Linked DNA regions of Homo sapiens: all the other regions are linked to region 3. The links are chromatin contacts, found by Hi-C or POLR2A ChIA-PET in ENCODE. All regions are on one chromosome and are shown on one strand. The core of a region is the stretch at or near the end of the contact, and the rest is flanking DNA. Distances in the headings are between cores, read along the strand shown.

What was found. Hi-C counts contacts between places; a loop is a spot of excess contacts on that map. ChIA-PET counts read pairs that join two places held with the same protein, here RNA polymerase II (POLR2A). Pooled maps may share reads with other maps.
Region 1: a pooled map shows a loop between it and region 3 (6-fold over the local background). The contact joins the promoter of ZNF681 here to the enhancer-like site in region 3. A Hi-C loop is called at or near these places in 1 of 37 single-sample maps with no recorded cell type and 4 of 50 pooled maps. POLR2A ChIA-PET finds 5 or more read pairs at or near these places in 2 of 52 experiments (H1 and WTC11).
Region 2: a map of IMR-90 shows a loop between it and region 3 (4-fold over the local background). The contact joins the promoter of ZNF675 here to the enhancer-like site in region 3. A Hi-C loop is called at or near these places in 1 of 168 maps with a recorded cell type or tissue (IMR-90), 3 of 37 single-sample maps with no recorded cell type and 6 of 50 pooled maps. POLR2A ChIA-PET finds 5 or more read pairs at or near these places in 2 of 52 experiments (H1 and SK-N-SH).

The regions. Positions count from the first base shown.
Region 1 is chr19:23,757,594-23,760,293 of GRCh38, forward strand. It overlaps ZNF681 (zinc finger protein 681), which reads right to left and starts at 1,298. Exons shown (of 4, transcript NM_138286.3): 1 at 1,154-1,298. The coding sequence starts at 1,156. It also overlaps a transcript of RPSA2 not described here. RefSeq lists an enhancer at 978-1,496.
Region 2 is chr19:23,685,944-23,688,643 of GRCh38, forward strand. It overlaps ZNF675 (zinc finger protein 675), which reads right to left and starts at 1,269. Exons shown (of 4, transcript NM_138330.3): 1 at 1,088-1,269. The coding sequence starts at 1,090. RefSeq lists enhancers at 1-675, 807-1,196, 1,487-1,536.
Region 3 is chr19:23,069,929-23,072,628 of GRCh38, forward strand. No RefSeq gene overlaps it. Among named protein-coding and RNA genes, the nearest start is that of LINC01858, 10 kb to the left of the region's middle. Within about 2 kb of position 1,448, at least 2 of the 41 ENCODE cell types and tissues checked have a DNase peak (open chromatin) inside an H3K27ac peak, as active enhancers do.

The DNA of each region.
Region 1 (2,700 bases), core at 48-2,547, 690 kb after region 3:
ATACTTTATTTTTTTAATTTATCTGCTTTTGTGTTTCAGGAATTGTAAGCACCAGCCCTAGCAGCAGAATTCACCAGCCAAAACTCCGATCTCCAAAAATCAGTTCTATGAGGCAAGACTTAAGGGTAGGGCCAGACCTAAATAAGGCCTCCAAAAAGGTGAACCTGAGCAGAACTGGGGCAGGGAGTGGACTCTATATAGAATTCTGTTCTCTATGCCACTGGGGTATTTCCAGTTCTGTTTTTCCTAAACTTACCTTAAAAAAAAAATCCTTAAATCTCAGAGTTTGTATAATTTTAATCTTTCTTAGACCCTGCCCTATCAATTATATGACATATACTAATAAGCAATTTGAACACATTTATAAAGGTTTTCTAGGGTAATTTTATTAAAAGATAAATATGTATTAACAAGGTAAAAGAAATGGAAATAGAAATAATTCTTCTGTCTATAAATATCCCTTCAGGTGATGACATCGCAAGTCACAATTATATAAAGTGGCACAAATAGAGCCCAAATTTTCTGCACACATCTATTTATTGTACCAATTATATGATGCTTAATTTAACCATTTATCCAGTTGCTAGACTAAAAGCTCCTGGATTGTAGGGACCATGACTGCTTCATCTATTTTTCTAATGGCCATATGAAAAGAAAACAATTTAGCCGGGCGTGGTGGCAAATGTCTGTAATTACACCTACTCGGGAGGCTGTCTCGGCCTCCCAAAGTGCTGGAATTACACGCGCGAGCCACCGCGCCAGGCCTTTTGACTCTCATACATTTTTAATGAAAGGAAAGAGAGACTAGGAACGCCACGGACCAAAGCTCTTCCCATTCATGAACCCGGCACCCGTCAGGATTCGCCCCTGACGACCCTCCCGTGGTCCCTGCACAATCTGGGAGAGACCCGGCGCTGCGGATGCAGAGCCACCCAGAGAGAGCTGCAGGCCAGGACACAGTCACTGAGCAGGGAGGAGAAAGGACGCCCGGGGGGCTGGCTGTCAGCGCAGCCGCCATCTTATGGTCCAAGTGGACTGAGGCCGCCTGGGCGAGGAGAACTCAGGGCGCAAATTGTGGAGCTGACTGCGGCGAGGTCTGAGTCCCGCCACAGCCCCTTCCCCTCTCTCGGGATGTCGGACCCGACATTCTCACCATTTCTAGGTTTCCGGGGGACCTGGCGTCTTAGCTATGGATCGCCAATACCTGCAGGTCAGAGGGCCATAGAGGCTGGGCCTCTAGAAGAAGAGGACACAGAGCAGTGAAGACGAGACCCGGAGCTCGGGCTGAAGGGAGAGACAAAGGCCCCGCCAATCCCGGAAGCCGCCCTGTCTGCTCCAGCTGCATGCCTGATTGGACAGTTCCCAGCCCAGCGTCCCTGACTGGATAATGATTAAAACCCCACCCCTCAGGTCCTGAGTGACAGAAGATGTGATCAGATGCTCTGCTGAATGAAGACTAACAACGTAAGTTGCAGCGTTTTCAGACAGGGCTCCCTCCCTGAGCTAAGCCAGGCCCACCCAACAGGGTATTTGCCTTTAACCTTCTGTGTAAGGTCACATGCATTTCAAATAATATACTAGATAGCTATTCAAAAATAAAAATATATATAATAACAATTATTTTAATATTTCATCTTTTATGACCGTCCTGGTTTCTGGCAGCCATAGTCCCTACCCCGACAGCCCCCAGCCCAGATGGCATTCAAATCTTCCTGGATGGGCTTGATGCCCGTCACTCACGCGCTCTTTAGCACTGCGTTGTGTTGGTTACTCAGGCCTGGGAGAGGTGGTGGGGATTGTAGATCCAGGGTAGGAGCCACCTTACACCCAGAGTTCACCTGGCCACATGCCAGCAAGGAAGCCCATGAAGCACAGCCCTAGACACTGAGCCTCGGCACCTCCAGCTGCACTTTCTATTTATATATCAGGTTTTTTTTTTTTTTTTTTTGAGACGGAGTCTCGCTCTGTTGCCCAGGATGGAGTGCAGTGGCACAATCTCAGATCACAACAACCTCTGCCTCCTGGGTTCAAGTGATTCTCTTGCCTCAGCCTCCCGAGGAGCTGGGACTACAGGTGCGTGCCACCATGCCCGGCTAATTTTTGCATTTTTAGTAGAGACGGGGTTTCACTATGTTGGCCAGGCTGGTCTTGAACTCCTGACCTCGTGATTGGCCCGCCTCAGCCTCCCAAAGTGCTGGGGTTACAGGTGTGAGCCACCGCGCCCGGCCTATATATCAGGTTTTTAAAACCATAAATAAACAGACACAAAAGCAGCCACTTTGATTGAGGAGAAAGTGGGAGCCTAAAGCAGCTGACCCTCAAACAGCTTTGCCAAGCCTCAGGCCAGGCCAGGCCATCTCAACACTCCAAGGCTACATGATAGTTACAGAGGACGACAGTTCCCATAGGTACTTGTCAAGCACTGTGCTAGCTTCTCAGTCACAGAGTCTCAGAATTTCTCCTTGCCAATACCCTGTGAGGGGAGGCCCTAACTCACTAGAGCACAGGAGGTTCCTAAGCTCTTCCCAGGAAATGGTTAACAAAGTGTGGAGCTGGGGGAAAACCCAGTCAGAACAAATGACTTCCCAGGGTCTCCCTTGACTCCATCCCTATCTCCACATGGGGCCAGGAGGTGAAGCGAGCCCCCTAACCCCCTCCATTCCACTCTCTCCTCAAAGTGGCTGTTTTTGTGTTTTCTTA
Region 2 (2,700 bases), core at 19-2,518, 620 kb after region 3:
AATTAGACGGAGGTTACTCTAGTCCCTGGGTTCCTATTTTTTAAAAACTCTAACTCAAATGCATTTTTTTGCAAATTACTGAATTGAGGGAAACAAAAATTTAGGCTTAACCAATCATAAACTGCCAATTAACCTCTGATTACATAACCAGGAAATGTCCACCTTAATTGTACAAGTCAAGTAACTATGAACTGTACCTAACCAATTATTTAATTTGGTTTTCTTCATCATGTACCTTTAAAAGTCTTTCCTTCAAGCTGCTCTCATAAAGTCACAAGCTCCAAACCACAGCTGAATGCTCCACAATTTTTGAATCACTCTTTGATTAAATTCTCCAATATTTTTGTGGTGATCCCCATAATTTATTTATTTATTTAACTTATTTATTTATATATTTTTTAAGACGGAGTTTCGGTCTTGTTAACCAGGCTGGAGTGCAATGGCGTCATCTCGGCTCACTGCAACCGCCACCTCCCGGGTTCAAGCGGTTCTCCTGCCTCAGCCTTCTGAGTATCTGGGATTACAGGCATGTGCCACCACGCCCGGCTAATTTTGTATTTTTAGTAGAAACGGGGTTTCACCATGTTGGTCAGGCTGGTCTTGAACTCCTGACCTCAGGTGATCCACCCACCTCGGTCTCCCAAAGTGCTGGTATTACTGACCTGAGCCACCGCGCCCGGCCCTCCCATAAAATTTTAATAGGAGAAAACAGGAACTGGGAACCCCACGGACCAAAACTCTTCCCATTAATGAACCCGCACCCTGAGTCAGGATTCTCCGGTGACGGCCCTCCTGTGGTCCCTGCACAATCTGAGAGAAATGCGGCGCTGCGGGTACAGAGCTGCCCAGAGAGGGCTACAGGCCAGGGCACAGTCACTAGGCAGAGAAGAGACGGGATGCCCCGGGGCTGGCTGTCAGCGCGCCGCCATCTTATGGCTGCAGGGGACTGAGCCGAGCTGGGGAAGGAGAACTCGGGGTGCAGATTGTGGAGCTGACTGCGGGGAGGCCTGAGTCCCGCCATAGCCATTTCCCACGGGTTCCAACCAGCCCCTTCCCCCTCTCGGGATGTCGCACCCGTAACTCTCACCATTTCTAGGCTTCCAGGGGGTCCTGGAGTCTTAGCTGTGGATCTCTCAATTTCTGCAGGTCACAGGCCCACAGAGGCTGGACCTCTAGGAGCAGAGGACACAGAGCAATGAAAGCGAGACCTGGAGCTCCGGCTGCAGCGAGAGACAAAGGCGCCGCCAAATCCCGGAAGCCATCTTGTCTGCTCCAGCTGCGTGCCTGATTGGACGGTTCCCAGCCCAGCGTGCCTGATTGGACAACGTTTAAGGTCCTGACCCTTCAGGCCCTGAGTGACAGAAGATGTGATCAGACACTGGGCTGAGTGAAGACTGATAGCCTGCGCTGCAGCCTTTTCAGCCGGGGCTTCCTCTTTTAGCTGAGCCAGGCCCATCCCATAGGGTATTTGTATTTAACCTTGTGTATAAGGTCATATACATTTATAAATGATATATGGCTACTCACAAAGAAAAATAATATAATAATAATTATTTTAGAATTTCAGACTTTATGACCTTCCTGGCTTCTGGTCCTTTGAGTAGGCAGCCTGAGAATTTTAAAAAGAGGCAATCCTCAAATAAAATGTGAGCCACATGTGAATTTTAAATTTTCTAGTAGTCAAACTTTAAAAAGAAAAAAACAAGTGGAATTGATTGTAACAATCTAACCCAATATATCCAAAGTACTATCATTTTAGTATGAGAGCAATATGAAATTATTGATGAAATACACATATATATGTATATATGTGTATACACACACACACACACACACACACACACACACACATATATGGAACTAAATCTTTGAAAATAACTCTATTTTACCTAACACATTGCAATTCAGACCAGCCACATTCCAGGCACCCAGTAGCCACACGTGGCCAATAGCTGCCACATTAAAATGCAGCTCTGATGTCAGGGGGGTGAAGAAGAGCCTGAACATCCCTTTTTTGCCAGAGGTGAGGGGACAGCCTCTCTCTACCAACATCTCTCTTCAATTCCAAGGAAAAAACAGTTAGTGACCATAGAAAGAACAGAGGACAGATAGAATAAAATAACCACAGGTCGACCTGTGGTTACCTCTGGTTATTTTATTAACTACTGCTGCCCACCTGTTGCTCACCTTAATTCCAAACATCAGACAGTGAACAAAGAATGATGAAGCCACAAAACAAGAAAACTCTGTATCTTCAGATCTGTCCACAGTCTTAACCTCCAATGTTTAGATATGGAGAAAATAGATTAAAGGCAAACTTATTTTGCTATTTGGCCTTGGCCCTAACGGTCAGCCTGTGGTTATCTGTTTTCTCCTGTGGTGTGGTGAACTGTGTGAGTATAAGCACCAATCACACGCAGACATGTCTACATGTATTTTTGCATTATTCAATATTCTCTTACAAGACATAAGACTTTAAGTCAAGAATAAAGGTAATGTGAGTCTTTTTTCTTGCATTGGCGCTACCCACAGGGTGCATCATGACATATTGCTAAGTTCTGCATTCAGGTTATGTGGCTCTCTTCTTTTACCCAGGCCCAGAATATTTTGCACAATAGAACATATTACTAGGCCCAACATATATAAAATGGGAGGCCCTTGCCTGAGCCTTTTTTACAGAGGGCCTTGTGACATATCTCT
Region 3 (2,700 bases), core at 198-2,697:
AATAAATAAAAATAAAACAGCGGCCAGGCGCGGTGGCTCACGCCTGTAATCTCAGCACTTCGGGAGGCCAACGCGGGCTGATCACCTGAGGTCGGGAGTTCGACACCAGCCTGACCAACATGGAGAAACCTCGTCTCTGCTAAAAATACAAAATTAGCCAAGTGTGGTGGCACATGCCTGTAATCCCAGCTACTCGGGAGGCTGAGGCCCGAGAACCGCTTGAACCCAAAAGGCGGAGGTTGCAGTGAGCCGAGATCGCGACTTTGCACTCCAGCCTGGGTAACAAGAGCAAAACTCCGTCTCAACAAGCAAACAAACAAAAAACAGCAACTCAATGTACTGTGGAAACAAACTTGAAGTGGGGCTAGGAAAACAAAAAAAAGAAAACAAAAACAGAAAGATCCCCTGAGCCTCAGCTACTCGGAGGCCGAAAAGAAAGGATTGCCTGGGTGAGCCCGGGAAGGTGGAGGTCGCAGTGAGCAGTAATCGCACCCTCTACTGGATCTTAGCGGTTCTGCAGCCGAGGAGAGCCATCTGGTCCGTCTTAAATATTTCAAGCTGGTGGCCAAGTCCTACACTCTTGGCCGACATCTGGTGGACCCGGCGGCCGGACTGAGAAGCCAGCAGGTAGAGGCCCAGCGGATCCACCCTACAGGCCAAGGGTGGCGCTCGCGGCCTGAAGCTGTTTTTCTGGCATCTAAGTCGCCAACCTTCCTTCCCACCGCGCCCCCAACCCCCATCTGCTGATCGATGTGGGCGGTGGAAAGAGGAGCAAGGGCTCAAGCGCAGGGACTGCCCCCCCGGTGACCATCCCACCCGCGGGGTGGGAGAGGGCAGGGACCCAGACTGCCACCCCCGGGCCCTCACAGCCATACCTGGGATGGGGCCTGCCGGGCCACACCCCCGGACACCTGCAACTGAACCATCCATACCATGCTTCCCCAGCCCTATCCCAGCCGGTGGATCGAGCTGCCACCACCCCCACTCCCAGGAATGAGGGGAGGAGCCAGGAACCAGAGGGGTGGGAGGCCAAGCAGGGGAGCCCCCCAACCCAAGGCACCCACCACGCAGCACGCCGTCCCTTTCGGCGCTCGGAAAGCCCTCGGGCGAACCCCTCCCGAGCCCACCCCTCCCGGGACCTCAGAAGATGGCTCAGGACGGCCCCTGACTCTCCATGGGGACTTGGGAATAAACTCGGCAGGCGCCTCAGACAGTCGGGACCAGCGTGGGCGTCCCTGGCCCCCTGCGTCAGGCCTGGTGGGTCCTGCGGGTCGGGCCTCGGCAGTTGCAGTGCGCTTGGGATCAGCCGGGGCAGCCCCACACTCGGCTCGGGCTGGGAGCGCGGGGACAGCCTCCCAAGCCACAGCCCTGCGCGCCCGACCTCCGACTCACAAGGGACGCGCCAGAGCTCTGGTCCCATTGAGACAGTTCAGCTGAAGGCTGCGGGCCTTCCCGAGCTCCGCCCAGCTCACAGCGGGGACGGTCCCTCCCTCGGCAGCTGCCGCTGGAGCTCCGGAGGACAAGAGAACTTAGAGAGGTGGCCTCAGTGGAGCCCGACAACCAGCGCGAACGTCAACAAGACAGATCGAGATGGCAAGGGCAGCTCGTGGGCGAAATGGATCCACCCGACCCCAGAAATGATCCCCGATACGTGGCTCTGCATAGACCACGACAGAGTCCAGTCAAAGACAACCCGTGGGTGTGGGTGTTTGCAGATGCTTGGAGATGCATCTCAGCGGGAGAAAGAATGACCAGGACTCGGTAGTGGGTGGTTTAGGACACAGGGAGATACAGAATGAGGAGACTGTCCCAGAATCCACACAAAGACGGACAGACGACGAACGGAAGGAAGGAAATAAAACAGAAAAAAAAAAAAGAAAGAGAAGAGAGAGAAAAAAAATGAAGAAAGAGAAAGAAATATCAAAAGAAAAATAGAGAAAATAATGAAAAGAAAAAGGGAAGATGAAAAAGGAAGGAAAAAGGTGGAGAGACACAAAAAGAAAAAGGAAGAAATGAAGGAAAAAAGGAAAGAAGAAAGAGAGAGGGGAAAAAAAGAATACAAAGAAAAAAGAAGAAAATAAAAGAGGGCAGAGCATGGTGGCTCATGCCTGTAATTCCAACACTTTGGGAGGCTGAGGTGGGAGAATCACTTGAGCCTAGGAGGTTGAGACCAGCCCTGACAACATAGTGAGGCCCTGCCTCTACTAAAAGTTAGCCAGGCATGATGCCACATTCCTGTAGTAGGAAGGAAGGAAGGCAGGAGAGGAGGAAAAAAAGGGAGGAAGGTAGGAATGTTGAGAGAAAGGCAGGAAGGAAGACAGGAGGGAATGAAGGAAGTTAGGGACCAGGTTCTACAAGGAGGAAATGTTAAAAAGAAACAGAGAAAAAGAAAGGAAGAGAGAAACACAGGAAGAAAAAGGGAAGGACAGTAAGAAAGAGACAGAAAGGGAGAAATTATGAAAATAGAAAGAAAAGAAAAAAAGTAGAAAGATGAAAATACATCTCTAAAAGAATAATAGGCGGGGCATCGTGGCTCATGCCTGTAATCCTAGCACTTTGGGAAGTCCAGGTGGGTGGCTCATGAAGTCAAGAGATCAGGACCATCCTGGCCAACATGGTGAAACCTCATCTCTACTAAAAATGCAAAAATTTGCTGGGCATCGTGGTGCGTGCCTGCAGTCCCAGCTACTTGGGAGGCTG